2 separate regions of the Homo sapiens genome follow, and region 2 is linked to region 1. The links are chromatin loops, found by intact Hi-C in ENCODE. Cell type or tissue: natural killer cell. All regions are shown on one strand. Each heading gives the region's core, and the rest is flanking DNA. Links, peaks and the distances in the headings are about the cores only.

Region 1 (15,745 bases), core at 8,290-10,789:
CTGCACTCCAGCCTGGGTGACAGTGCAAGACCCTGTCTTTAAAAAATAAAATTAAAAAAATACTGTTTGCAAATGCATGATGAACACATAGGAATATGTATCAGCAATGAACGTCCCCTCTGGCCTCAGCATGGACTCCTCTCGCCTTCCTCTCTAGGTCCTGCCGCATGAGCCTTCTCTTCCTCACTAATCACCTTTTTGTCATGTGTTTGCCCCCTCAAGAATGCCAGCTCTGGGAAAGCTTGGACCTTAATGCTTCTGTTGACAGCTGTATCCTCGGCATGTGCAACAGCAGACAGTGCATGGGAGAGGCTCGGTATGCATTTGCAGATTGAATGAATGAATGAATGCACTGACTTTGCTTCTGAGCTAAGAAATGCAGTCAACCACCTTCACTCTCCACCACCTGCTCTTGGTCTCATTCAAAGTCAAAGGCATTCCCTGGCTGATTTGCTTTTGCTGGTTGCTGACTTGCTTTTCTACATGATTCAAAGGTCAACACAATCCATCAAAAGACCCATGCAAAGGAGGCATTCCGACACCTATTCCCAATCACTCCCTTCCCCTGTGCCTCAGACAGAAGAGCATTTTATTATAACTTGTTTATCCTTCCAGTGTTTCTTGATGCAAATATAAGTAAATTCACATACATATGTTCGTATGTCCATCTTTCTTTTTTTTTTTTTTTTTTTTTGAGACAGAGTCTTGCTCTGTCGCCAGGCTGGAGTGCAGTGGCATAATCTCAGCTCACTGCAACCTCCGCCTCCTGGGTTCAAGCAATTCTCCTGCCTCAGCCTCCCAAGTAGCTGGAACTACAGGCTCGCGCCACTACACCCAGCTAATTTTTGTATTTTTAGTAGAGATAAGGTTTCACCATGTTGGCCAGGATAATCTCAATCTCTTGACTTCGTGATCCACCCGTCTCGGCCTCCCCATGGGATTATAGGTGTGAGCCACTGCGCCCGGCCGCCCAGCTTTCTTATACAAAGAGCAGCATACTCCATGCACTGTTTTTCACCTTGCGTTTTGTACTTGTTAATGTACCTGGAAATCTTCCCATTTCAAAACACTTTTTTTTTTTTTGAGACAGAGTCTCGCTCTGTCACCCAGGCTGGAGGGCAGTGGCTCGATCTCGGCTCACTGCAACGTCCACCCTCTGGGTTCAAGCGATTCTCCTGCCTCAGCCTCCAGGGTAGCTGGGATTACAGGCACGTGCCACCACTCCCAGCTAATTTTTGTGTTATTAGTATACACAGGCTTTCACCATGTTGGTCAGGCTGGTCTCGAACTCCCAACCTCAAGTGATCTGCCCACCTTGGCTTCCTACAGTGCTGGGATTACAGGCGTGAGCCACCATGCCTGGACAGAAACACAGATTTTTATCATTCTCTTTAACAGCTGCATAGCGTTCCACTGTCGATACACACCATCACCCCTTTAACCAGTCCCTTATTGACTGATGGCCACTTGGCGGCTTCCAACACTCTGGTGTCACAAAGCTTCAATGATAATTGTGAGCAAATGTCATTTCATCACATGTGGGGGTGTATCTGCAGTAAAGATTCCCAGAAACAGGACTGCTGGGTCAAAGGGTAAATGTATCCGTAATGTTAGTTCATGGCACCAGATGCCCCTCCTGTAGGGTTGTTTAAAAGTACTGTTAGGTGCTATAAAAAGGTAGAGATTTTTTTTTTTTTTTTTTTTTTTGAGACAGAGTCTCACTCTGTCACCGAGGCTGGACTGCAGTGGCGCAATCATAGCTCACTGCAGCCTTGACCTCCTGGGCTCAAGTGATCCTCCCGCCTCAACCTGGGACAACAGGCACGTGCCGCCATGCCTGGCTAAGATTTAAATTTTTGTAGAGACAGGCCCTCACCATGTTGCCCAGGCTGAGTGATACTTTAAATGTATATGTGTGGTATAGGTCCTGAGAATGTTTTCCATTCTTGTCACGGGGACTGTTAACCTATTTCTTTACTTTCATAAAACACGGGATCTTTTAAAATTTAAATCAATGCGGCATCCCCCACTGGTGGTCTGAGTTCACCTTCCCTATTAAACTTGCATCCAACAATTCTCTTAGGCTAACAGGTTTCCCCTCTAGCAACCTATTGGAAGAAAACAGCCCCTCTCAAAAAGACTTGAAAGCCTAGTTAATATGGGTGGAATTAAATTTTTATAAGAGCATTCAGGAATTCTAAATCAGCAGCAAATATTTTTCTCATCACAAGACACACAATGACATGGAAATCAAACATAAATGAATATTTTAAAACTTTATTCATTCCAATTCAGGGGATCCCCAAACCTAGTTTATATTCCCAGAGTTTTTAGTAATTCATGACTTTTTCACAGTGAGAATCTATAATGAGAAAATGGTGCCTATCTGCAGAAGCGATAAAGGGTTCTTTCCCACCCAAGCTTCTGGAGAAGGCATGAGGAAACAATGTACTTTCACATGAGAATCTCAGATTTCAGGAAATTGACCTTCTGACTTAGAACATTTATTATGGGCGGGGTGCACCAAAGCAATGATCTGCTTTCATACTGGCACGAACTGGCTAAATACAAGTCATATGAGACTAAATTCACTCCTTTGTTTAATATGGTTTTGTATAACACCTTCAGTTTACTTTAAAATCATTTGGCACGGACAGCATGATATTCTCCATGGGCTAGTTGCTGTAAATGTCAATTCTAAGAACAGTCAGTTAACCTAATCAATAACTCATACTCCATCCACCAAAGACATGGACAAGAATGTTTTCAGCTGTTTGCTTCATATTGTCCCAAACTGGAAACAACCAAATGTCCATCAACTACAGAAAGGAACCTAAACTTTATATGATGGAATTACAGAGCAATGGGGAAAAAACGAACAACTTTTACATACAACAACATGAATCAATGTCATAAAACATAAGTGCAATTCCATTTATATGGAATTTAAAAGCAGGCAAAACTAATCTAAGGTGACAACAGTCAGAACCGTGATTACCAGGCTGGACATAGTGGCTCATGCCTGTAATCCCAACACTTTGGAAGGCCAAGGCGGGCGAACTGCTTGAGCCCAGTAGTTTGACACCAGCCTGGGCCACATGGCAAAACCCCTGTCTCTACAAAAAAATACGAAAATTAGCTGGGTGTGGTGGTGCATACCTGAAGTCTCAGCTACTTGGGACACTGTGGCAGGAGGATTGCTTAAGCCCGGGAGGTCAAGGCTGCAGTGAGCCCTGGTCATGTCACTGCACTCCAGCCTGAGCTACAGAGCAAGACCCTCTATCCTTATGCGAGATTCCTAAAAAGGTCCAGCCATTGGTTTGGGAAATTTCTGGCTGCCTGAGGCTCCTCCTAGGGTAAGAGAACCCTGGTTTTGGAATACTGGAAAATCTGCCTCGAGGGAAGCTTTCATCCAAAGTGGCACTCAGAGCACACAGTAAGGCACAGAGCAGGGACTCCTGATGACAGAACCACCACCCAGACTGTACTCGGCCAGCCGGCCGGCCTGCTCACACATTTCCTAAATAAGGGATCTTATGTGAATTTGGTATGAAACTTGCTTGCATTATAACCTGGCAATGAGAATGTAGGAGAACAGCTAACTGTCATTCACCTAAAATTTTACCTACTAAAAAACCTGAGCGCGGACAGCCAGTCTGGCTTAGTTCCATTCTCCAGAGGTTTGCAGATTATTAGGTGAGTGGCAACATAGCGCAGGCACAGAGGCTCACACCTGTAATCCCAGCACTTTTAGGGGCTGAGGCAGGAGGATCACTTGAGTCCAGGATTTCAAGACCAGCCTGGGGAACACAGCGAGACTCCATCTCTACAAAAAATTTTAAAATTTGCCAGGCATGGCAGTGCACGCCTATAGTCCCAGCTACTCGGGAGGCTGAGGCAGGAGAATCGCTTGAGCCCAGGAATTTGAGGCTGCATTGAGCTATGCTGTGCCACGGCACTCTTAACCCAGGTGACAAAGTAAGACCTTGTCTCTAAAAAAAAATTAAAATTCGGCCGGGAGTGGTGGCTCACACCTGTAATCCCAGCACTTTGGGAGGACGAGGCAGATGGATCACAAGGTCAGGAGATTGAGACCATCTTGGCTAACACGGTAAAGCCCCGTCTCTACTAAAAGTACAAAAAATTAGCCAGGCGTGGTGGCACGCGCCTGTAGTCCCAGCTACTCAGGAGGCTGAGGCAGGGGAATTGCTTGAACCCAGGAGGCGGAGGTTGCAGTGAGCTGAAATCGCGTCACTGCACTCCAGCCTGAGTGACAGAGCGAGACTCCATCGCGAAAACAAACAAACAAAAAAATTAAATTCAAAAACAGAATGACAACCTGCTGTCCACATAATATAGTAAGAAATTTCCTTATAAATGAAATGAAGACAGGAGCTAGAAGCAAGAAAAACTGGACCGATAAACACCTGCACAGCAAGACCCAACCAGGGGAAGGGTTTCAACAGCCCCCCCAGAGCTCTGCTGCTGGCCCCTTCCTCTTCAGCATTTTTATTGGTGACTTGTACAGAGAGAGGATACGATCATCATGTTTGTGGACAACCCAAAATTAAACTAAACTCAGAATTCTAAAAAGATCTTGACAGGCTGATATAATGAGCTGGATCTCACAAGATTGTGCATAAAAATTAACAACTCAGAACAAAACAGGCAAGGCTCCATGATAAAATGTATCCTAGTTGTTACATTTAAAACTTTAGGGGTTTTGGATAACCAGCAGTTCAGGTAAGTCCATGTAAGTCAGAAGTGTGTTGTGGTTGCCAAAAATGCAATGCCTGTATTATATTTCAACGAAAGTTTCCTTTTAAAAATGTAATGCAACATAGTCATACACCAATATTCCTAGCAGCATGATTCACAATAGCCAAAAGGTTACTCAGACAGTCCATGGACAGATGAATGGGTAAGCGAAATATGATCTAGCCATACAATGGAATATTATTCGGCCTTAAAAAGGAAGAAAATTCTGGCCGGGCACAGTGGCTCATACCTGTAATCCTAGCACTTTGGGAGGCCGAGGCAGGCGGATCATGAGGTCAGGAGTTCAAGACCAGCCTGGCCAACACAGTGAAACCCCATCTCTACTAAAAATACAACAATTAGCCGGGCGTGGTGGCAGGCGCCTGTAATCCCAGCTACTCAGGAGGCTGAGGCAGGAGAATCGCTTGAACCCAGGAGGCGGAGCTTGCAGTGAGCCAAGACTGCACCACTGCACTCCAGCCTAGGCGACAGAGTGAAACTCCATCTCAAAAAAAAAAAAAAGAAAAAAGAAAAAGAAGAAAAGTCTGACCCATGCTTCAAACTGGATGGGTCTTGAGGACTGAGTGAAATAAGCCAGTCATAAAAAGGCAAATATTGACGAATCCACTTCAACAAGGCCCCTAGAGTAGTCCAATACATAGAGGGAGAAAGTAGAATGGGGCTGGCCGTAGACTGGGAGGAGAGAAGATGAGGAGTTGCTGTTGAATGAGGGCAGAGTTTCTGTCTGGGAAGATGAAAAAGTTCTGGAGATGGATGGTGGCGATGGCTGCACAACAATGTGAATATACTTCATGCCACTGAACTGTACTCTTAAAAACAGTCAAAATGGGCCAGGCGCGGTGGCTCATGCCTGTAATCCCAGCACTTTGAGAGGCCAAGGCGGGAGTTCAAGACCATCCTGACCAATATGGTGAAACCCCGTCTATACTAAAAATAAAAAAATTAGCCAGGCATAGTGGTGCATACCTGTAATCCCAACTACTCGGGAGGCTGAGGCAGGAGAATTGTTTGAACCCAGGAGGCGGAGGTTGCAGTGAGTCAAGACTGCACCACTGCACTCCAGCCTGGGCGACAGAGTGAGACTCGGTCTCAAAAAAAAAAAGTCAAAATGGTCAAACTTACATTAATACATATTACTATAATGTGTATTGATATATGGACCATAATGCATATTTATACATACAAATACATATACAAATAAATGTATATTTATACATTATAAATAATTGTACTGTATTGTATACAATATTGTATATTTATACAATTATTTATAATGTATAAATATTTATTCAGTCCACATAACATTCTGAGAAATTTCCTTATGATTTCTTTGTAAATGAAAGGAAGAAAGGGGCTAGATGTGAGAAAAACTGGACACTGTATATTTATACAATATAAATCAATATAAATAATTGTATAAATATTGTAAATTCAGTTTACAATAATACATATTACCATTTTTTTAAGAACCCAAAAAATGCAATGCAATCATCTGCTCCATTAATGTGAACAAAGGTCATTGTCGGGTTCCATACGCTGCTCTCAGAACACACCTGAAAACACTGTGAAAACAGGCTTGCAAAGGGATCCGCAAACATCGCCCACCTGACTCGCCTGCTCCACGAGACTCTCCTCCTTCCCTCTCAAGTGGGCTTTGCCTCTGAACCTGGATGGTTCCTCTCCCTCAATTAAGGGGCTATTGGCCACTTGGAAAAGGAGGCGGCCCCCAGCACATGTGCTGCTTCAGATCCCCAATGTCTCTGTTGCTCTGGTTCCTGGGACCCCGGTGGTCGAAGGCCCATCGGCCAGAGTAGCCCCCGGGACACTGAGAACATGGACATCCCCCAGGGAATCTTCCAGAAGCCTTAGCTCCCTGTCCCACTTCGTCTCTGACCCACTCTCCAACACACACACACACACACAAACACATAACCATCCTCAAGTCTCTGCCTCCCAATGCAACAAAGGATTGGTATATTCATTTACTCCACAAATATTCAGAGTTTGAGAGAAATTGTAAAATAAATTCTTTGAAAGATTTACCAGTTCAAGAAATGCATATCATGTATATGAATGACAATTAATATTTATTAAGTGCCACTATTATCAGAATTTATCTCATTTCTCTCGCCCCCTCTAAATAAATTAGTCTGTGAAGCTGAGACAGGAAAAGAGCTGCCCCAGGGTGGAAATCCTCAAATGGAGCCAGGGCACTGGGTCCCTGGGGATACCAGGTCCCAAGAAGAGGGCAAGAGTGAAGATGGAGCAGGTTCCCAATGTCTACAGAGGAATCTCCTCCAGGCCCTCCTACCTCTTCCTCCTCCCAAGGCAAGAGAACAGACTTACCCAGCTGGCCAGGAGGGGATGGAGGGCACCAGCCCAGCTCCTTCTCCCTCCTTTCTCTTGGGAACCCGTGGGAAGCCCACAGACTACATCTCTCCTCTGGGCCAGAGGAGGAGCCTGCAGGGGGCTAGGCGGACTGCTTCTGAGGTTGAGAGTGAGGAAGCCCTTTATTAAAACATGCCCCAGTCCTCCAATGGAACTTTTATCAGGAATGAATTTAACATTTTGATCTCCACCTGCCTGGCCCCTCAGCCCTACTTCTCAATTGGTTCAGAGCTCATGTGGGAAAGAATGGTTCTCCTCACTCCCCGGCCCATGGCAGACACCCAGCACCGCACCTCTTACATGGCGGGCAGGTCTAGGTGGGAGGTCTTCAAAGCTGGTTCTCACAGTGGGAGCCTGCATGAGGCGCAGGACATGCCAGTTGGCTCATAACCTCTGGGGCCAGCAGCACCTGATAGCCGCCAGGCAGTCAAAGCATGAGTTTTTCATCCTTCTTTTATTCTGGAACAATGGGAGTTTCCTTAGACAGGTAACCCAATAGACCCAGCATTTAGCCTCCTTGAAGAAAACACCAGAGTCTCAAATAACAAAACAAAACTAAATGCAAAGGGCTGTCCAAGTCCTCACTGTAACTCGAAATGGCATTGGGAACATTTATGGAGACTAGAAAATACAAGACCTCAAACCTGCTGGGTCTCAGACCAGGACACAGCCTCCTTCTCTCTGGCCAGTACACAAGTCATCAAACCACTGTCCATGTGTGAGCTGCCCAATCTACAAGCCAAGCCCAGCTGGAGACACCACTAACCCATCCCTATTTATTCTCTTAACCAAATAACTTCCAGATTTCCATTTCACCTGGCTAGAGAGCCACGTTTATGTCTCTAAAGCTTCGATCCTTCTTTAAGAACAAGAAATTAACAAAATCACAACGGCTCTTCCTAATGGTATTAAACATAAAACTTTCACGCTTATATAAACCTGAGAGCTCATGGAGTTAGTTCCACCTCCTCATTCCCCACACGAAGAGACTGTGGAGCTGTAAACTCAGTATATAACCCAAATGTAACTGGGGAAACTGGAATACAAACTGGATATTAAGAAATTAGTATTAATTGTATTAGTTGTGATAATGCTATTTTAATTACATAGGGAAACTTCCTTCTTCCTTCCTTCCTTCTTTCCCTTTTTCCTTCCCTCCTTCCTTCTTTCTCTCTCTCCCCACCCTCCCTCCCTTCCTTCCTTCTTTCCTTCCTTGGGTGAAGGAACAGAGATTGACACTACTGTTAGTATGGGTGTAACATCAAGATGTCTCCAATTTACTTTTTTTATATACGTGTGTATTTTTTTTGAGATGGAGTCTCGCTCTGTCGCCCAGGCTGGAGTACAGTGGTGTAATCTCGGCTCACTGCAACCTCTGCCTCCCAAGTCAAGCGATTCTCCCACCTCAGCCTCCCAGTTAGCTGGGATTACAGGCGCCTGCCACCATGCCCAGATAATTTCTATATTTTTAGTAGAGGTGGGGTTTCGCCATGTTGGCCAGGCTAATCTCAAATTCCTAACCTCCAGTGATCCACCCACCTAGGCCTCCCAAATGATTATAGGCGTGGGCCACCACGCCCGGCCAACATGTGTCTTTTTTTAAGCTTTACTGAGGTATGACTGACAAATAAAAATGGTATATATTTAGGTATACAACATGATGTTTTGATATATGTATACATCGTAACATGATGTTTTGATATATGTATACATCGTAACATGATGTTTTGATATATGTATACATCATAAAATGATCACCATGATCAAGCTAACATACCTATCAACTGCCATCATCACCCCTTGTGTGCGTGTGATGATGGCACTTGAGATCTACTCTCTTAGCAAATATCTTCACTTTTTTTTTTTTTAAACAGCTGGCCTGACCTAGGGTATACACAGCTGGTTAGTGGACGAGCTGGTTAACAGCAAGCGTGGTTCCTGCCAAGGCTGTTTTCAACATGCTATACTCTCAACACGGGAGCAGCTACACAAGACGACGGGGCCCTTCACACAGCCACACGGACCCTGCCCACTCAGCTTGGGGAGGTTCTACGTGCTCCCAATGAGGATGGCAGACAAGCCACACTTCAATGAGAGTAACTTGCTAGGTTGGCCTCTTTATCTGATTTTAATGGCCAAATACTCATGTAACATCGGCCCAGGTAACATTTGTTCTGAGTTTCAAAGACCACATCAGTGCACCAAGGAACTGGAATCTTTCATAACATAGTAACATGACGTAATAGAATCTGGATAGAATCATACAATAACAATCACAAACCGCTTGCTGTGTACCAGGAACTATTCTAAGTGTTTACAAGAATGATCTCAGTAAATCACAACATCCGATGAGATTATTATCTCCATCACATTGATGAAGTAACCAGGGCACAGAGAAGTTAAGAAAACCACCAAAACCACGGAGCCCTACACGACAGTCAGCGTTTTGGATGACTCAGCCGTACGTGCCCCTGTGATCACACTCCATTTCCGGATAGTCACATTTCATGTTTTTCACCGGGAGGAATGGTCCGGGGATAATTTCTTCTCATTCCTTTCTTTAAAAATAGTACAAAAGGATAAAAACAAAAAGTAAAAGAGAAAAATAAAATCTGCCACAGAGGCTAAAACAACATATCTGATGTCGAAAAAATGTTTTTCACTTTGTTTTTCTCAACAAAAATTCAAATCACTCAAGTACTGCTTGACTCTTCTCCAAACAAACCTAGGCAAGAAGTCCGTAGTATCTCTAAACAAACCCAGGCAAGAATCCACACGGCTCTACAGTTTCTCCTCCAGAGAACTCTGTGGGCCAGGCATGGTGGCCCATACCTGTAATCTCAGCAACTTTGGGAGGCTGAGGCAGGAGGATCACTTGAGGCCAGGAGTTCAAGATCAGCCTGGGCAATATAGAGAAACAAAAAAAAAATAAAAATTAAAATAAGCAAAAATAAAAATACAAAAAGTAAAAATAAGTAAAAAATCCAGGCATCGTGGCTCACGCTTGTAATCCCAACACTTTGGGAGGCCAAGGCAGGAGGATCACTTGAGGCCAGGAGTTCAAGATCAGCCTGGGCAATATAGAGAAACAAAAAAATAAATAAATAAAAATAAGTAAAAATAAAAATACAAAAAGTAAAAGTAAGTAAAAAAGTCCAGGAGTCGTGGCTCATGCCTGTAATCCCAACACTTTGGGAGGCCAAGGCAGGAGGATCACTTAAGGTCAGGAGTTCGAGACTAGCCTGACCAACATGGTGAAACCCTGTCTCTACTAAAAACAGAAAAAAATTAGCCAGGTGTAGTGGCACACACCTGTAATCCCAAATACTTGGGAGGCTGAGGCAGGACAATCACTTGAATCCAAAGGCAGAGGTTTCAGTGAGCCGAGATTGTGCCATTGCACCCTAGCCTGGGCAACAAGAGCGAAACTCCATCTCAAAAAATAATAATAATAAAAATAAGTAAAAAAAATAAATCAGCCAAGCATGGTGATACATACCTGTAGTCCTCGTTACTCAGGAGGCTGAGGCAGGAGGATCACTTGAGTCCAAGAGTTCAAGACTACAGTGAACTACAAAATTAACTTAAAATCAATATTTTTTTTTGAAATAGGATCTCACTCTATCACCAAGGCTGGAATGCTGTGGCACAATCTTGGCTTACTTCAGTCCCAACCTCTCAGGCTCAGGCAATCCTCCCACCTCACTCTTTTGAGTAGTTGGGACCCCAGGTGCACACAACTACACTCAGCTAATTTCTTAATTTTTTGGAGAGACGGGGTCTTGCTATGTAGCCCAGGCTGTTCTCAAACTCTTGGCCTCAAGCAATCTTTCTGTCTCAGCTTCCCAAAGTGTTGGGATTACAGGCATGAGCCACCACACCTAGCCCTAAAAATTTAAACATTTTAAAAAAGGAAAAAACTATCTGAAGGCTGCCCAGTGGCCAGCAGAGGCCTCTCATCATGATATATCAGAAAGTTACCAGTTATTCCCTTTAAGGACTCTAGGTGAGTTTCTGCAGAAAGAGTGACATGGGAAATAAATTGTTGTTGGCCTTCCAATACCTTTGCTAACTTCTCCAGTATTGATAATGACTTCGAACAAATCTTTATAATTTAATTACCTCTTGAAAGTGGTGCCTTCTGAAGCTAACACGAGATACAGACCATTCTGCAGAAGAATATACTCAGTAAAAAAAGACAGAGAGAGAGAGACACAGTGGAAAAAACTTAGACCCAAACACTGAGTTTCGAACATCCCAGAAAAGGAGACGTTGTCTTAAACAACCCATCCTAGACATGGCAAAATGTCTTAGGATGAATTGGGGAAGCTGCCAGTTGGGACACTCCCTAGTTCTATTCCAAAATCCCTTCCCTACATTTAGCCCAATTTAAGGTATCTCATGTAATTCTCAGAAAAGATCAAAGAATTCTCAAAGGAAGTCAACATCCAACTAAGATACAGCACACAGTATCTGACAGCAGGGAAGGAAGGGTAGACTCAAACCAGAACAACAAGGACAAAGAGTTCTAACTCCAAAGGGCTTGGGAATCACCGGCATAGAGCTTGCTGTAAAGTCTCCAACTGCAAAAAGAGAAAGGATTTATATCATGGCTACTATCCAGACTTTAGAAACATCTGAGCTTCCTCAAATACTAGTGTCAGAGGCACTGGAACCAGATCAACTCCATCTTGAGTAGGGACTGGGTAAAATGAGGCTGAGACCTACTGGGCTGCATTCCCAGGCAGTTAAGGCATGCTAAGTCACAGGATGAGACAGGAGGTCGGCACAAGATACAGGTCATAAAGACCTTGTTGATAAAACAGGCTGCGGTAAAGAAGCGGCCAAATCCCACCAAAACCAAGATGGCGACGAGAGTGACCTCTTGTTGTCCTCGCTGCTACACTCCTGTCAGCACCATGACAGTTTACAAATGCCAAGGCCACATCAGGAAGTTACCCTACATGGTCTAAAAAGGGGAGGCATGAATAATTCACCCCTTGTTTAGCATATCATCAAGAAATAACCATAAAAGTGGGAAACCAGCAGCCCTCGGGGCTGCTCTGTCTATGGATTAGCCATTCTTGATTCCTTTACTTTCTTAATAAACTTGCTTGCACTTTACTCTGTGGACTTGCCCTGAATTCTCTCTTGCACGAGACCCAAGAACCATCTCTTGGGGCCTGGATCATGACCCCTTTTCTGTAACACTAGCAGGCTGAAGGATGAAGTAATAATTGAGGCAAAGAGACTGTATTTCATATCTGCAAAAGAAATGAACAGTACTATCTGCAAATAACAGGTGCCTCCCACACAGAATACCTTTATTTCCCTCGCTGGGAACTTTTCATTCTTTTTCAAAATTTGTTATGGCTAAAATTAGCATTTGACATTCAGAAAAAAAACGCCAACATGTCTATATCTGCTATGATGACCTCACCATTCATTCACCTCTGAACTGACTTTCAAAACATAGTTAACTTCAGCCAGCAAACAACAGTCAGGCACAAAGATAAGGAAGACAATTAAAAGTTATACTAACAATAAAAACAAATGAGCAATATAATTCTCTGCAGTTGTCAGGACATGGTTTATGACTTTTACATTAAAAGGACTTTTTCTTTTTATTCTTACAGACAGGACAAAAGCAATGATGATCATGGCTAAAGGCAAGTCAGTGGGTGGGGAAAACGGCCTTGGGAAAGTTTCCAGTCTAAAAAAGCACGTTAACAGTACTTGATGGTGATATTTTGAATACCCAAAGAAAAGTCTGTCTACTCTTCTGCCCAGTCTGTAAGGGCAATGCTAACATTGAAACCAGCCAAGGAACAAGAGCAAACAGGACAATGGCCTGTCTTCATGTGAAAGGAAGCCAAAACAAAATGGCAGAACCAAAGCTAAGTCTGACTAAATTCTACTCATTCTCCAAGGTGAGGTTTCATTTCAGAACTCTCACATGAACTCTAATTGGTGTAAACCAAAAATGAAATTCTAAACCCCCTCAACTGACTGAATGGAGGACCTTCCTCTTGGCCAAGGGGATTCCAAAGTTAACCTGAAAGACTAGTGCAGGGCATGATGGGAAGGGAGGATCGGACACACCTCATTCTACCCTCCTCCCTTTGGAATTCGGGCACGACTGGCCGGCATGCATTAACATTCAAACAGAAATCTTAAGACTGAGAAAACAGATGCTTTGTAGCAATAAGATACCAAATTCCAGCCTGTCTCTAGTATAGCATCATGTGACAGATAGCAGGCCCTGAAAGAAATCAAAGTAGTTTACCCCAACACACATTTCTTTGACATATTTTGAAATGACCCTGCAAAGCTGTCTCTTGTGGGGAAAATCTACATTCTGTAGCGAATCCCATCCCCTTTCCACATCTTTTCCTGTTCCAAGAGAGATTTAACTAAGAGTCTGGCACCTTTACTGTCTAATCTCTCTGAAGCCTGTTACCTGGAGGCTTCATCTGCATAATAAAAACCTTGGTCTACACAACCCCTTATCTCAACCCAGACATTACTTTCTATGGATTCCACATCTTTAGATAATAACTTAACTCTTTCAACCAATTGCTAATCAGAAAACCTTTGAATGCACCTGTATTCAAAATCTATTCCAAAATCCCTTTCTTTGAATGCACTTGCATTCAGAGATTTTGGAAATCCCTGCTTCAAATTGTTCTGGCTTTCTAGACCAAACCAATGTACACCTTAAATACGATATTGACTGATGTCTGCCTCTAACTTCTGTCCCTCTAAAATGTATAAAACCAAGCTGCACCCCAACCACCTTGGGCACATGTTCACAGGACGTCCTGGGGCTGTATCATAGGCCTTGGTCATTGATATTTGGCTCAGAAGAAACCTCCTTAAATATTTTACAGAGTTTGACTCTTTTCATCGACATCAGCATATACACCTCCTCAAAGCCTCAGAGGCCAAGGAAACGCAGGTTTCCATCATGGTTCTTATGCCTGACTGTCAGAGGCGTTTGAACCAGAGCAACTCCATCTTGAATAGGAGCTGGGTAAAATAAGGCTGAGACCTACTGGGCTGCATTCCCAGATGGTTAAGGCATTCCAAGTCACAGAATAAGATAGGAGATTGGCACAAAACACAGGTCATAAAGACCTTGCTGATAAACCAGGTTGCAGTAAAGAAGCCGGCTGGCCAAAACCCACCAAAACCAAGATGGCGATGACAGTGACCTCTGGTTGTCCTCACTGCTACACTCCCGCCAGCGCCATGACAGATTACAAATGCCATGGTAACGACAGGAAGTTACCCTATATGGTCTAAAAAGGGGGGGCATGAATAATCTGTCCCTTGTTTAGCATATCATCCAGAAAGAACCATAAAAATGGGAAACCAGGCTGGGCACAGTGGCTCATGCCTATAATCCCAGAACTCTGGGAGGCCAAAGTGGCTGGATCACTTGAGGTCAAAAGTTCGAGACCATCCTGGCCAACATGGTGAAACTCCGTCTCTACTGAAAATACAAAAATTAGCCGGGCATGGTGGTAGGTGCCTATAATCCCAGCTACTCAGGAGGCTGAGGCAGGAGAATCGCTTGAACCCGGGGAGCGGAGGCTGTAGTGAGCCAAGATCACTCCACTTTACTCCAGCCTGGGCAAAAGAACGAGACTCCGTCTCAAAAATAAAAAAAAAAATAAAATAAAATAGGAAACCAGCAGTCCTCAGGGCTGCTCTATGGAATAGCCATTCTTTTATTCCTTTACCTTCCGAAGAAACTTGCTTTCACTTTACTCTATAAACTCACCCTGAATTCTTTCTTGTGTGAGATCCAAGAACCCTCTCTTGGGGTCTGGATCAGGACCCCTTTCCTGTAACACGACTATACGAGCACAACACATGGTTCGTGCCTTCGTGAAGGTCATCACGACACTATATTGCAACTACAAGCTTCTATCCTTGTTTCTGTCCCCTCCTGTGTCACCGCAGAGATTCTCAGAATGGAGGCAACATAGGTTAGCCCTCTCTGTTTGACCATGGTACCTGGTGTAGAGTGAGCACCCATCATATCTGTTCCATGAATACTGAATACATTTTACAAATAGGCAAACCCCGAGAAGATCTGCCGCACATAAACGTCTTTCCTCCTCGAGTCAGTTTCACTACTGAGGCTTCACATCTTTGAATCTGTTTTCCAGAGTCCTTAGATACATGGATAAATATATTTCTGAGAGCTCAGTATTTTTGCTACTGCTGTGAGTTCATATGTAGATGGAATAAAGAAAATGGCTCAAAATTGATGGGAAACGTTAGAAAGCAAAGAAATAGTGAGAGAAGAGAAGTAGAAAAGTAAAAGAAATGAGAAGACAAGATAAAATGGGAAGAAAGCAAAGAAATTCCAGACTTTGGCCTGAAATTTGCCATCACACTGCTGTCTCTTGTCATGGTTAAATTTTGGACGTTTCCAAATATACTCACATCTAACATGCTTCTCCTTACAAATGAAACGGATGAAGTCGGTTTTCACTTTTCCTAAAATGCTCAACAATGGTTACAAGTTCCTTTCTGATCCTTTCCTTCTTAGGAAAGAAGAAAAAAA
Region 2 (15,745 bases), core at 8,045-10,544, 66 kb before region 1:
GAATGGTGTGAACCCGGGAAGCAGAGCTTGCAGTGAGCCGAGATCGCGCCAAGCCTGGGCAACAGAGCGAGACTCCATCTCAAAAAAATAAATAAATAAATAAATAAATAATCCCTACAAAACACACACACATAAACACCACGAAAGAAAGAGTCAGTAAAGACTCAGTAGAGATAAAGTTTAAATTGGATATGAAATATATCATATACCTCTCCCGCTCCCTCTCCCTCTCCCTCTCCCCACGGTCTCCCTCTCCCTCTCTTTCCACGGTCTCCCTCTGATGCCCAGCCAAAGCTGGACTGTACTGCTGCCATCTCGGCTCACTGCAACCTCCCTGCCTGATTCTCCTGCCTCAGCCTGCCGAGTGCCTGCGATTGCAGGCGTGATCCGCCACGCCTGACTGGTTTTCGTATTTTTTTGGTGGAGACGGGGTTTCGCTGTGTTGGCCGGGCTGGTCTCCAGCTCCTAACTGCGAGTGATCCGCCAGCCTCGGCCTCCCGAGGTGCCGGGATTGCAGACGGAGTCTCATTCACTCAGTGCTCAATGGTGCCCAGGCTGGAGTGCAGTGGCCTGATCTCGGCTGGCTACAACCTCCACCTCCCAGCCGCCTGCCTTGGCCTCCCAAAGTGCCGAGATTGCAGCCTCTGCCCGGCCACCACCCTGTCTGGGAAATGAGGAGCGTCTCTGCCTGGCCGCCCATCGTCTGAGAAGTGAGGAGCCCCTCTGCCCGGCCACCCAGTCTGGGAAGTGAGGAGCGCCTCTTCCCGGCCGCCCATCATCTGAAATGTGGGGAGCACCTCTGCCCCACCGCCCCGTCTGGGATGTGAGGAGCGCCTCTGCCCAGCCGCGACCCCGTCTGGGAGGTGAGGAGCGTCTCTGCCCAGCCGCCCCGTCTGAGAAGTGAGGAGCCCCTCCACCCGGCAGCCGCCCCGACTGAGAAGTGAGGAGCGTCTCCGCCCGGCAGCCACCCCGTCTGGGAAGTGAGGAGCGTCTCCGCCCGGCAGCCACCCCATCTGGGAGGGAGATGGGGATCAGCCCCCACCAGGCCAGCCGCCCCGTCTGGGAGGCAGGTGGGGGGTCAGCCCCCGCCCGGCCAGCCGCCCCGTCCGGGAGGGAGGTGGGGGGTCAGCCCCCGCCCGGCCAGCCGCCCTGTCCGGGAGGGAGGTGGGGGGCGCCTCCGCCCGGCCAGCCGCCCCGTCTGGGAGGTGGTGGGCGCCTCTGCCCGGCCGCCCCTTCTGGGAAGTGAGGAGCCCCTCTGCCCGGCCACCACCCCGTCTGGGAGGTGTACCCAACAGCTCATTGAGAACGGGCCATGATGACAATGGCGGTTTTGTGGAATAGAAAAGGGGGAAAGGTGGGGAAAATATTGAGCAATCAGATGGTTGCTGTGTCTGTGTGGAAAGAAGTGGACATGGGAGACTTTTCATTTTGTTCTGTACTAAGAAAGATTCTTCTGCCTTGGGATCCTGTTGATCTATGACCTTGCCCCCAACCCTGTGCTCTCTGAAACATGTGCTGTGTCCACTCAGGGTTAAATGGATTAAGGGCGGTGCAAGATGTGCTTTGTTAAAAAGATGCTTGAAGGCAGCATGCTCGTTAAGAGTCATCACCACTCCCTAATCTTAAGTACCCAGGGACACAAACACTGCGGAGGGCCGCAGGGTCCTCTGTCTAGGAAAACCAGAGACCTTTGTTCACTTGTTTGTCTGCTGACCTTCCCTCCACTATTGTCCTGTGACCCTGCCAAATCCCCCTCTGCGAGAAACACCCAAGAATGATCAATAAAAAAAAAAAAAAAGAAAAAAAAAGGAAATATATCATATAACACAAAAGAAGGCAGGAAAGGGTGAAGACAGGAACAAAAACCAGAAGAGATCAACGCAAAGCAAATAATAAAATAGTAGGCCCACTATTTACTCTAATAATAATTAGAGTAAATGTAAATGGCTCAAATACATCAATAAAAAGATACAGATTATTAGACTGGATTTCCAAAAGCTAGTTCAAATATATGCTATCTATAAGAAACACCTATAATGATATATATATAAGGTCAGTTAAAAGGATGGGAGAAGAAGTATCATGCATACTAACCAAAAGAAAAATGAATATAAATAGCAAACAAAGTAAACTTCAGAACAAGAACATCCATGAAAAAGAGGATTGTCATATAATGATAAAAGAATAAATTCACCACAAAGAAGTAACAATATTAAATGTGTACCTATCTAAAAACAGGGCTTCAAAATATGTGAGGCAATAACTGAAAGAAAAATAGGACAAATCCAACATTATACTTGGATGGTTATTTCAACACCCCTTTCTTGGTAACAAATAGAACAAGCAGACAGAAAATTGGCGGGGATACAGAAGTCCTGCATGATACTATTAAATGTTTTTACCTAATTTACACTCTACTCACTAATGGCAGAACACAAAGTCTTTTTAAGCACACATGGAACATTCAACAAGATATACTACATATATAAATCAAACTTTATCATAAAACAAACTTTAAATTAAAAAAAATCACAAAGTATGTTATCTGACTGTAATTTACTTAAGCCAGAAATCAATATCAGATTATGTAGATTATTCTCAAATATGTGGAAAGCAAACAACTCACTTCTAAATAGTCCAAAAGTCAAAGACAGGCAAGTTAGAAAACATCTTGAATTAACTGAAATAAAAATACAAAGTACCAAAAATTTGTGGAATATAGCTTGGAGAGAAATGTATGACATTAAGTGCTTATATGAGAAATAAGAAAGATCTAAAATCAAACATATAACATTTCACTTCAAGAAACTAGAAAAAGAAGAGCAAATTTAACCCAAATTTGGCAGAAGGAAAGAACATATAAGGATAAGAACAGGAATCAATGAAATTGAAAACAGAAAAACAATAAAGCAAATCAATCAAACTATAAGCTGTCTCTTTTAAAAGATATAGAAAACTGATAAACCTCTAGCCAAGCTGATTTTAAAAAGAGAACACAAATTACCAATCTTAAGAATGAATAAAGCTCTCCCCCTCCCCCTCCCCCTCCCCCTCCCTCTCCCTCTCCCCACGGTCTCCTTCCACGGTCTCCCTCTGATGCCGAGCCAAAGCTGGACGGTACTGCTGCCATCTCGGCTCACTGCAACCTCCCTGCCTGATTCTCCTGCCTCAGCCTGCCGAGTGCCTGCGATTGCAGGCGCGCGCTGCCACGCCTGACTGGTTTTCGTTTTTTTTTGGTGGAGACTGGGTTTTGCTGTGTTGGCCGGGCTGGTCTCCAGCTCCTAACCGCGAGTGATCCGCCAGCCTCGGCCTCCCGAGGTGCCGGGATTGCAGACGGAGTCTCGTTCACTCAGTGCTCAATGGTGCCCAGGCTGGAGTGCAGTGGCGTGATCTCAGCTCACTACAACCTACACCTCCCAGCCGCCTGCCTTGGCCTCCCAAAGAGCCGAGATTGCAGCCTCTGCCCGGCCGCCACCCCGTCTGGGAAGTGAGGAGCGTCTCTGCCTGGCCGCCCATCGTCTGGGAGGTGAGGAGCCCCTCTGCCTGGCTGCCCAGTCTGGAAAGTGAGGAGCGTCTCTGCCCAGCCGCCATCCCATCTAAGAAGTGAGGAGCGTCTCTGCCCGGCCGCCATCCCAACTAGGAAGTGAGGAGCATCTCTGCCTGACCCGCCCATCGTCTGAGTGGGGAGCGCCTCTGCCCCGCCGCCCTGTCTAGGATGTGAGGAGCGCCTCTGCTGGGCCGCAACCCTGTCTGGGAGGTGAGGAGCGTCTCTGCCCGGCCACCCCGTCTGAGAAGTGAGGAAACCCTCTGCCTGGCAACCGCCCCGTCTGAGAAGTGGGGAGCCCCTCCGTCCGGCAGCCACCCCATCTGGGAAGTGAGGAGCCTCTCCGCCCGGCAGCCACCCCGTCCGGGAGGGAGGTGGGGGGGGGTCAGCCCCCCACCCGGCCAGCCGCCCCGTCCGGGAGGTGAGGGGCTCCTCTGCCCGGCCGCCCCTACTGGGAAGTGAGGAGCCCCTCTGCCCGGCCAGTTGCCCCGTCCAGGAGGGAGGTGGGGGGGTCAGCCCCCCACCCGGCCAGCCGCCCAGTCCGGGAGGGAGGTGGGGGGTCAGCCCCCCGCCCGGCCAGCCGCCCCGTCCGGGAGGGGGGAGGGGGGGTCAGCCCCCTGCCCGGCCAGCCGCCCCGTCCGGGAGGGAGGTGGGGGGATCAGCCCCCCGCCTGGCCAGCCGCCCCGTCCGGGAGGTGAGGGGCGCCTCTGCCCGGCCGCCCCTACTGGGAAGTGAGGATCCCTCTGCCCGGCCAGCCGCCCCGTCCGGGAGGGAGGAGGGGGGTCAGCCCCCCGCCCGGCCAGCCGCCCCGTCCGGAAGGGAGGTGGGGGGATCAGCCCCCCGCCCGGCCAGCCGCCCTGTCCGGGAGGTGAGGGGCGCCTCTGCCCGGCCGCCCCTACTGGGAAGTGAGGAGCGCCTCTGCCCGGCCAGCCGCCCCGTCCGGGAGGGAGGTGGGGGGGTCAGCCCCCCGCCTGGCCAGCCACCCCATCCGGGAGGGAGGTGGGGAGGTCAGCCCCCTGCCCGGCCAGCCGCCCCGTCCGGGAGGGAGGCGGGGGGGGGGGGGTCGGCCAGCCGCCCCGTCCGGGAGGGAGGTGGGGGGGTCAGCCCCCCGTCCGGGAGGTGAGGGGCGCCTCTGCCCGGCCGCCCCTACTGGGAAGTGAGGACCCCTCTGCCCGGCCAGTCGCCCCGTCCGGGAGGGAGGTGGGGGGGTCAGCCCCCCGCCCGGCCAGCCGCCCTATCCAGGAGGTGAGGGGCGCCTCTGCCCGGCCGCCCCTACTGGGAAGTGAGGACCCCTCTGTCTGGCCAGCCGCCCTGTCCGGGAGGGTGGTGGGGGGGTCAGCCCCCCGCCCGGCCAGCCGCCCTATCCAGGAGGTGAGGGGCGCTTCTGCCCGGCCACCCCTACTGGGAAGTGAGGAGCCCCTCTGCCCGGCCACCACCCCGTCTGGGAGGTGTGCCCAGCGGCTCATTGGGGATGGGCCATGATGACAATGGCGGTTTTGTGGAATAGAAAGGCGGGAAGGGTGGGGAAAAAATTGAGAAATCGGATGGTTGCCGGGTCTGTGTAGAAAGAAGTAGATATGGGAGACTTTTCATTTTGTTCTGTACTAAGAAAAATTCTTCTGCCTTGGGATCCTGTTGATCTGTGACCTTAACCCCAACCCTGTGCTCTCTGAAACATGTGCTGTGTCCACTCAGGGTTAAATGGATTAAGGGCGGTGCAAGATGTGCTTTGTTAAACAGATGCTTGAAGGCAGCATGCTCGTTAAGAGTCATCACCACTCCCTAATCTTAAGTACCCAGGGACACAAACACTGCGGAAGGCCGCAGGGTCCTCTGCCTAGGAAAACCAGAGACCTTTGTTCACTTGTTTATCTGCTGACCTTCCCTCCACTATTGTCCTGTGACCCTGCCAAATCCCCCTCTGCGAGAAACACCCAAGAATGATCAATAAAAAAAAAAAATAAAAAATAAAAAATAAAAAAAGAATGAATAAAGACATATCACTACAGACCCTATAGACATTAAAGGGCTAATAAAAGAACATTATGAACAACCCTAAGCCCAAGTATGAGACAACTCCAATCAGATGTGAGCAAATATTTTTGTAATGGGCAAGCAGCAAATATTTAAAATTTGTTGGTCATATGGTCTCTGTCATAACTATTCCACTCTGCCATTATAGTGCAAAGGTAGCCATGGACAATAAGCAAATGAACAGGCATGGCTGTGTTCCAATAAAACTTTATTCATAAAAAGAGGTGGCTGGCCTGTGGGCTTCAGTTTGCTAATGCTTAGCTTTGCGTAGCTTAGATGAAATAGACCAGTTCTTTAGTAGATAAAAACTACCACTTGAGAAAAAACAGGCAATCTGGATATACTACTGTATCTAGTAAAGAAATTGAGTTTGTAGTTAAAGTCCTTCCAAAAAAGAAAACTGAAGGTCCAAGTAATTTCACTGATGAATTGCACCAAGAATTTAAGTAAAAAATAATACCAATTCTACACCATTTCTTCTAGAAAACAGAAGAGAAGGAAATACTTTGCAACTCATTTTGTAAGTCAAGGATTCCTTTGATATCAAAATCAGACAAAGACATTAAAAGTTATACACTGCTGGTAGGAATATAAAATAGTACCAATATTCTCCATGAGCACAGACACAAAACTTCTTAACAAACTGTTACCAAATGGGATCCAGCAATATATAATAAAAAAAAATACACCACAACTACGTGATATGCATTTCAAGAATACAAAGCGGGTTCAACATTCAAAAATCAACCGATATAATCTACCATTTTAACAGACTAAGAAAAGCCATATGACATCTCAACAGACACATAAAAAGTATTTCATAATATTCAATATCCACATATGACTTAAAACAACTTCAGCAAACTAGAAATAGAAAGCAAACTTCCTTAACTAGATAAAGAGGATCTACAAAATTCCTACAGCTAACATCATACTTTAGGGTAAAAGCCTGAATGGTTTCTGTTCAGGTCAAGAATAAGGCAAAGAAGGATGTCTGCTCTCTCATCATTTCTATGTCCTATTCAGCATCACACTGAAAGTCCTAGTGAGGACAATAAAGCAAGGCATACAGATTGAAAAGGATAAAATATATCTCTGTTTGCAGATAACATGATTGTTTATGTTTTTAAAAATCTCAAAGAACTGACCCAAAAAAAGCATCTAGAACTATTAAGTGAGTTTGGCAAGGTCACAGCATACACATAAAAACCAACTATGTTTCTATATACGAGCAATGAACAATTGGAAATAAAAATTTTAAAAATAATACTATTCACAACAGCTGCAAAAATAAAATGCTTGGGTGTAAACATTACTATAACAACGTACATACAGGATAAAATGCTGAAAACTATAAAACATTGATTAAAGAAATCAAAGAAAACCAAAATAAATGGACAGATCATGTCTATGAACTGGAAGGTCAATACTACAAAGATATTAGTTTTTCCAAAGTTGATGTACAGATTCGATGCAATCCCAATTCAAATCCCAGCAAGTCTGCTGTAGAAACTGACAAGATAGTCTTAACATTTATATGGAAAGGCAACATCTATAAAGAACTCTCAAAATTCCACAAGAAAAACAACGTGGTTTTTAAACACGGGTAAATGATTTGAACAAACACTCCATTAAAGATATACAGATGGCAAACAGGCAGATGAAAAGATGCTCAAACTCATAAGTTATTAGGGAATTGAAAATTCATACCATAGTGAGATATCACTACATGACTATTAATTTGACTAGAATGTTTTAAAAACTGACAATAACAAGAGCTAACAAGAATATAGAGCAACAGCATCATGATACGCTGCTGGTGCAAATACAAAATGGCATAGATGCTTTGGAAAACAGTTTAGCAATTTCTGACAAGGTTCAATAAATACTTACATATGACCCAGCAATCCCACTCCTAGCTATTTATTTACCCAAGATAAATGAAAACATATGTTCACATAGAAACCTATAGGCAAATGCTTGTAACAGCTATATTCAAAATCATTAAAACTGGAGGCTGGGCGCGGTGGCTCACGCCTGTAATCCCAGCACTTTGGGAGGCTGAGGTGGGTAGATCACGAGGTCAGGGGTTCAAGACCAGCCTGGCCAGGATGGTGAAACCCCGTCTCTACTAAAAATACAAAAATTAGCCAGGCGTGGTGCTGCACAACTGTAATCCCAGCTACTCAGGAGGCTGAGGCAGAGAATTGCTTGAACCCAGGAGGCAGAGCTTGCAGTAAATCAAGATGACGCCACTGCACTCCAGCCTGGATGACAGAGCAAGATTCTGTCTCAAAAAACAAACAAACAAACTGGAAAGAACCTCAAAGCCCTTCAACTGAGAATGGTGAAACAAACCCTTCACCACCATACAATGGCTTACCATTCAGCAACGAAAAGGAACAGACTGTTGATACATGCAACGACATGGATGAATCTCCAAAGAAATTATGCTAAGAGAAAGAAGCTGTATACTGTTAAGAGTATTACATTCTAGAAAAGGAAAACTATGGCCCTGCACGGTGGCTCACGCCTGTAATCCCAACGCTTTGGGAGGCCGAGGCAGGGGGATCACAAGGTCAGGAGAGCGAGACCATCCTGGCTAACATGGTGAAATCCCATCTCTACTAAAAATACAAAAAAAATTAGCCGGGTGCTGTGGCAGGCGCTTATAGTCCCAGCTACTGGAGAGGCTGAGGCAGGAGAATGGCGTGAACCCGGGAGGTGAAGCTTGCAGTGAGCCAAGATCGCGCCACTGCACTCCGGCCTGAGAAAAAGAGCGAGACTCTGTCTCAAAAAAAAAAAAGAGGAAGGGGAATATCACACTCTGGGGACTGTGGTGGGGTCGGGGGAGGGGGGAGGGATAGCATTGGGAGATATACCTAATGCTAGATGACGAGTTAGTGGGTGCAGCGCACCAGCATGGCACATGTATACATATGTAACTAACCTGCACAATGTGCACGTGTACCCTAAAACTTAAAGTATAATGAAAAAAAAAAAGAAAAAAAAAAAAAAAGAAAAGGAAAACTATAGGCAAAGCGAACTATAGAGAAAGGCTGCCGAGGCTTCGGGCTGGACAGATAGTTGGACTGCAAAGGAGTAACACAGGGGAATCTGGCGAAGTTATGGGAATGTTCTGTATCCGATTGTGGTGGTGGTAATATGATTCTATGCCTGTGTCAGAATTCAGACTGCACACCGTAAGAGTCATTTTTACTGCATATAAATTTAAAAACTTTTTTTAAAAAGAAAGGCTAGGCCAGGTGTGGTGGCTCATGCTGTAATCCCAGCACTTTGGGAGGCCAAGGGGGGTGGATCACCTGAGGTCAGGAGTTCGAGACCAGCCTGGCCAACATGGCGAAACCCCGTCTCTACTAAAAATAAAAAATAAAAAAAAAAAATTAGCCAGGTGTGGTGGTGCACACCTGTAGTCCCAGCTAGTCAGGAGGCTGAGGCAGGAGAATCACTTGAACCCAGGAGGCAGAGGCTGCAGTGAGCCAAGATTATACCACTGCGTTCCAGCCTGGGCGACAGAGTGAGACTTGGTCTCAAAAATAAAATAAAATAAAACACAATAAAATAAAATAAAGGCTATAAACGTATACCAGTAAATACACGGCACTAGCCATGTACCACACATTGTATTAGACACTTCTTATTGAGTGGGGAAAGCGAATAATATCATTTCTTCTTTCAAGCTGCAAGACAGCTTTGACTGAAGCCTATGCTAGCTTCGTACTCTGTAAAACCTACATCAGGGAACCCATGGAACTAAGTTGTTACTAAAACATAATTATCAATAATACAGACTTTGAGGCAAGGCCAAACTACGAGCTGAAATCCTGCCTGCCCCACATACTTCTTGACTTTAGGCCTTATCTGTAAAAAGGAAATAACACTCCTATCTCTATCTCACCATGTCATCTTGCTAATTAAATTCACTAGTGTGAACCCACAGGGCAGTGTGTAGCATCTAGGCTAGAACTGAAGGGACATTATTCTTTTCATCATTGTGGTGGTAAGTGCTCTGTGCTACCTTAGAAATTTTTATTTACTTGATGCACACACTTCCAAATGTGGCCCAAAGGAGACCCACATTGCTACCGAATTTGCATAATAAGTAGTGTGATATTATAAGCAATATATGTGTGTGCAGGGTTAGCAGTGTGCTAGCAATCTATAACGTGTTCCATCACCCTCTTGCCTCATAGTGGAAGCAGCGAGATAAAACAGCTGGTTGCTATGAGCATTCACATTAATGAAATCTCACCACTGCCACGCCGCACTCCAGCTGAAAAGCACTTTCAGATCCATTATGCCATTACCTCATCATAGCAAGTCAGGGAAACTCTGTTCTCTCTAGGGGGGCAGTGACAAATGCCTGTGTGCAGATGGCATCATTCATAATCCTAGTGGTATCCAGCACAGCCCACCGCTGCAGTCAAGCGAACAGAGAGGCATAAATGTTTGAAGTGAACACAGATGAATGTAGAGATACAGCCACATCCATCACTTGCACTTTCCCTACTTTTGAGTTTTGAATTCACTCTAAACACTGGATAATGCACCATCAGTTCAGCAAACACTGATCACATCGTTTTTGATTTCGCTTTTGTTTTAGACAGGGGCTCCCTCTGTCACCCAGAATGGAGTATAGTGGCATGATCACGGCCCACTGAAGCCTCCACCTCCCGGGCTCAAGTGATCCTCCCACCTCAGCCTCCCGAGTAGCTGGGGCTACAGATGCATGCCACCACACCTGGCTCATTTTTTAATTTTTCTTTTTTTGGATTTTTGTAGAGACGTAGTTTCACCATGTTGCCCAGGCTGGTCTCGAACTCCTGGACTCAAGCAATCTGACTGCCTCGGCCTCCAAAGTGCTGGGATTACAGGCATGAATCACCACGCCCGGCCTAATTAAGTACTTTTTATAAAGTCAAAGGCTCTGCCCTCAAGAAGCTCACATATTCATAACAGGCCTTACTTTATAGGCCCACTGCACATTGTATGACTTGACCAACTACAGGTTCAGCACTGAAAGGCTGACAAAGCCCACAGATTTACAACAGTGTTGCTTTGCTCCCCAAAGACCCACACGATTCATTTATGGCCTGTCCAAAGAACTCAAAAGCCTGTCATCATGCCTTCCCCAGGGCTGCCCGCGTCCAGGGTGGCTGTGTCCTCACTCCCCATCCTGACACATCTTGTGGAGCACATTCAGGAAGGCCTCTTGTTGGTCAAGAGGCAGAAAAATAAAAGGCCAGGCAATAAAGCCAGCAAAACACCTGGCTAGGCAGCTGCAGCCAGAAACACTTGATTCAGGGAATATGACAAAGACGGATCCCCTTTCAGAATTTCCTCTTCTGAGCTGGCCTGGGCAGTCAATCCAAACCTCTCCTGCTCGTGAGGGAAAGACAACACCATCCCCACTGTGTTCCTCCAGGTGTGTGCTGTTAATTCGGCTCGGAAAAAGAAAACAACTGAGGCAAAGTCAAACAAAGTATGCTCGCTCCGGTCCATCTATTATGGGAACTGTCAATATTAGCCCCATGTGGTCGGCTTGCTTTCCCTGTTGCAGTCTCAGAACACCCTGAAATCACCTGGACCAGGAACCTTCTTTCCCTCGGAAATAAGCAAACACTCGTACCAGCTTTAGTGAGCTTTTATGAGCACAATCTCTCTTCTCAGCTGAACAAAACACAAAGATTGACCATCCACTGTGCCACACTCCCAGGCTTGATGACAGCTACAAAGGGGCACCTGGAAATCAGAAAACGATGCCCCAGTAGCCACTACGGAGTCTAATTCCTGGAAGCCAAAGTGAAGCCTTATCTATGAAAATAAAGACATGCCACATTTAGTAATGCTTCAGTAATGAGCTCCGAGTCTCCCAACGGGCAGCTGCTGAGGCAGAAGAATCGCTTGAACCCGGGAGGCGAAGGTTGCAGTGAGCCGAGATTGCATCACTGCATTCCAGCCTGGGCGACAGAGCAGGGCTCCATCTCAAAAAAATAATAATAATAAACAGTAAAGCAGGTTTTTGCTGGTGATGGAGACTCCGGGTTTGTCTGAAACCAGTGACAACGTAAGGTAGTGTTTTCTACTGCTTTAACTTCTCCCCAACGAATCAGAATTCCTAAAAGTCCACGTCCTGTGTAAGCACAGCTCCGTTTATTCCAGTACCTCTTTTGGAAGGGGTTTTATAAATGTTTTGATGAGCTGACACGTTTTGATACTTATTTGTGCTCTCATGCTAAAGTCACCAGGCACTGGGCTTTTTATCACCTCTAATATGCTAGGGTATAGCAGAGGTCCCTTTAGCATAATGCCCAGTTACAATTTCCAGCTGCTTTTCCAAACACATCTGGTTTCATTTGCACCTTTCCAACAACTCTATGGGGAACACCAGACAGGTATCTTTACACCCATTGCACAGATGAAGAAACTGAGAGTCCAAACACACTGTGGGTGAACTCGTTCAGCTTCTTCACGGCATGGAGCCAGGGAGCTCCAAGCTCACAGGACGGGTACATACTCCCCACTGCTGGAGATGCCGCTGGCTTGGCGAGAGGTTATACATTCATCGTCATGATCACTGTAGTGGAAAGAAAGTCTCGTGTCTATCCAGGAGAGCCGATCCTTCTGGGCGGCCCATGGGTTCTGCATACTGCAGCACATTTGAATCACCCAAGGGACTGATTTAAAGCAAACAAATAAACAATGTCTGGGCATCACCCAAAGATTCTGATCCAACTGGATTGGAGGAGGACCCAGATATGTGGTTTTTTTGTTTGTTTGTTCGTTTTTTGAGACAGGGTCTCACTCTGCTGCCCAGGCTAGAGTGTGGTGGAGCGATCACCACTCACTACAGCCTCAACATCCTGGGCTCAAGCGATCCTTCTGCCTTAGCCTCCCAGGTAGCTGGGGCCACAAGCATGCACCACCACACCTGACCAATTTGTTTATTTATTATTTTTTTTTGTAGAGACAGGGTCTCTCTGTGTTGCCCAGGCTGGTCTCAAATTGCTGGGCTCAAGAGACTGTCCAGCCTCAGCCTCCCAAAGTGCTGGGATTCCAGGCATAAGCTACTGTGCCTGGCCATGGATATTAATTTTTAAAGTTCCCCAGGAGATTCCAATTTGCTGCCACAGTTGAAAACCTCTGGCCTCCAGCCCTACCAGGTCAGCAGTAACTGAGCTGACTCCCACATCTGCATGGTAATCCATAAAGGCAGAGGAAGACAGACGTTCCATTGCCCAAACCCAGATTCCCCGTCACCCAGAGCATACTAAATTGGGAGCTAGGCAGATACCAATGAAGAAAAATGTGAGCATATTTACAACAAAGCAGGCCACTGAATGCAAACTAAAATTCCGCATCCCGTGTAAGTGCTGCAAGAATGAAAAGTGGAGGTCAAACCACCCTGCTTGAGAATCTGAGTCTTTTGCACAGCCTCCCAGAGCCGAGTCCTTTCCCTCCTCCAGTCTCCGTTTCTTAGCAGAGCAGGGACCGCCTTGAAGAAATGAGAAATCAATTGTGTGTGCTCTGCTGAATTAAGGCTTTTCCAGGCTTGTCGATCTGCATTCATTTGCATGCATTGGCACTGTCTTCCCTACAGAATGAATTCACAGGAATCCAGAAAATGCCACGCTTGTACATTTGTGTCCCCACCACTTCCTGCAGAAGCCGCTCCTGTGATTCATTCAGGAGTGGCCAGAATGAAATCTCCTGTCATTGGTGACTCTTGGGAAGCACTGAATTCGTAGGGGGGTCCCGGAGGTGGCACTGGCAGCAAGACCACAAGTTCCCTTGGCAAAGAGTCTGATTCTGCCTGACTTGCTTGCAGCCACAGTAGTGAAAATACATTCAGTTCTCAGATGTGCTTGTTCGAAGGAGTGTTTGTGTGGTAGGTAAAAGGAAATGATTAAACAAGATCTTTAGACAACTTCGGAACTGGCTTCAAAATGCCCACGTGGCTACACTCTTTTATTATTATTTTTTTTTAGACGGAGTCTTGCTCTGTCACCCAGGCTGGAGTGCAGTGGCACAATCTCAGCTCACTGCAACCTCCGCCTCCTGGGTTCAAGCAATTCTCCTGCCACGGCCTCCCAAGTAACTCGGATTACAGGTATGTGCCACCACGCCCAGCTAATTTTTGTATTTTTTAGTGGAGATGAGTTTTTGCTATGTTGGCCAGGCTGGTCTTGAACTCCTGGTCTCAAATGATCCGCCTGCCTTAGCCTCCCAAAGTGCTGGGATTACAGACGGGAGCAACCCCAAACCCTCTTAAACTGAACAGTGGATATCTTGAGCTAAGGGCCCACAGGGCACATTCATTGATACTGAAGGCTCAGTTTGGTTCTTATCTGCCTACATGATTTCTGTCTGAAAGCCTGACTTTCCTTCCTACAGTAATAAAAGCAGGTAACACCTCAGAATCTTATTTTCAGTGATCCCAGCCCACATAGGAAACAGGCGCCCAGCCTAGGAGGCTGTTTAACTCAGGCCTTCATGTAATTCACCCAGTTCCATGTGGCTACTTTTGAGTCACAATCACCAATGATGTCCTGGGTGAACTGAGAAATTGCTACCATGTATTATGTAGAACGGCAGGACTTTACTAGAGCCTGGTTTCAGACAAGAACCACTTAGAAGTCACATTCTTTTTGAAACAGAGTCTCCTTCTGTCACCTAGACTGGAGTGCAGTGGTGCCCTTATGGCTCACTGCAGCCTCAACCTCCCAGGCTCAATTCATCCTCCCACCTCAGCTTCCTGAGTAGCTGAGATGACAGACATGCACCACCACACCTGGATACTCATTTTGTTTCGTTTTTGTAGAAATGGGGTTTCAGCATGTTTCCCAGGCTGGTCTTGAACTCCTGGGCTCAAGTGATCCATCTGCCTTGGCCTCCCAAAGTGCTTGGGTTACAGGCGTGAGCCACTGAACCCAGCCTAGAAGTCCTAGAAGTCACATTCTAAAACCTCAAGGTTCTGGCAGAAAAGAGTGGCATCACTCCACCTGTGTCCAGACAAGCAAATTCACAGCTAAGAGGAAGCTGGCATTCCAGACCAGCTCGTGGAATGATGAAACACTGGTATGGCCAAACCTGGTCTCTAGTGGCTTTTCAAACAAGAGCTGGGTTCCATGTCACAGAATGGCTGTATTAGAAGCCTGGAGCAGGGTAGAGATCAGACCTCAGCAAAGCCAGGTGACAGCCTCTGCCTGGGGCCCCTTCCCATTGGCGGCTGCTAAAGGGAAAGTCGTGCAATTATCCAGAGGAAGGTTCCCCCCTGACCTCTCTCTCTGGGCACCTACTGCTCTCTCTGCACAAGACAAAATGCAATCAGCTGTGAATGGTCAAGACTCTGTCCCCACATCCCCTCTCCAAGGTGATTTATACCAGCAGAACTCCAGCCCAGTCCTCAGTCCTTCCCAGCGGGGTTCCATCAATGAACAGGACAAACGGAAGCAGAAAAGATTTGGGGAGCAGGACAAAGAATTTTCCAGGAGTGTCCTTGTGGCTTATGAATGTGGTTTCCTTTAATCTTCTTAAAGAGAGTCCGGGAAAGAAGGACACCGCATTTTCATGACTTTCAGCTTAAGTGCAAAAAATAAGTCAAGTGGGTCCCCCAAGCCCTCTCCCTCGGCTTTATCAGGGTTATGTGAACTGCAGAGAGGCCTCAGGATGGGGAGTTTAGTTGGGGAGGGAGAAAGGGAGGAGACCCATGTGTTTGCTTTTTTAAAAAACTGTGATAAAATATATGTCACATAAAATTTACCATTTTTACCATTTTCAGCTGTAGAGTTCAGTGGCACTAGGTACATTCACATTGTTGTCCAACCATCACCGCCGTCCACCTCCAGAATTTTTTCATCTTCCCAATGGGAACTGTGCCCACTGAGCAAGAAGTCCCCATTTCCCTTCCCCCCAGTCCCTGGTAACCACCATTGTCCCTACTGTGAAGTTGTCTATTCTGGGTACCTGAGTAAGTGGAATCATAGGACATTTGTCCTTTTGTGTCTGGCCTGTTTCGCTTAGCGCATTCTCAGGTTTCACCCATGCAGCAGCATGGGTCAGAATTTCCTTTTTTTGTAAGGTTGCATAATATTCCACTGCATGGAGAGACCACATTTTGTTTGCTCTTTCATCCGTCAACGGAAA

The links. A loop is a pair of places that touch in the nucleus more often than their neighbours do. Peaks named below come from ENCODE experiments on the same cell type or tissue, not always from the same donor. Only the 100,000 strongest peaks of a DNase experiment are listed, where the experiment ranks them.
Region 2: a loop joins it to region 1, with 11 times the contacts of the local background. A loop is called at or near these places in 2 of 110 quality-filtered maps.

The regions. Positions count from the first base shown.
Region 1 is chr10:12,442,729-12,458,473 of GRCh38, reverse strand. The region is part of intron 1 of CAMK1D (calcium/calmodulin dependent protein kinase ID); the gene reads right to left. It also overlaps the pseudogene RNU6ATAC39P. Among named protein-coding and RNA genes, the nearest start is that of CAMK1D, 100 kb to the right of the region's middle. RefSeq lists an enhancer at 8,869-10,068. In natural killer cell, for the core only: no CTCF peak of the experiment used is centred there; a DNase peak (open chromatin) is centred at 9,583; H3K4me3 peaks cover 330 bases; H3K27ac peaks cover 897 bases.
Region 2 is chr10:12,508,255-12,523,999 of GRCh38, reverse strand. The region is part of intron 1 of CAMK1D (calcium/calmodulin dependent protein kinase ID); the gene reads right to left. Among named protein-coding and RNA genes, the nearest start is that of MIR4480, 63 kb to the left of the region's middle. RefSeq lists an enhancer at 14,500-14,549. In natural killer cell, for the core only: no CTCF peak of the experiment used is centred there; no DNase peak of the experiment used is centred there; H3K27ac peaks cover 1,215 bases.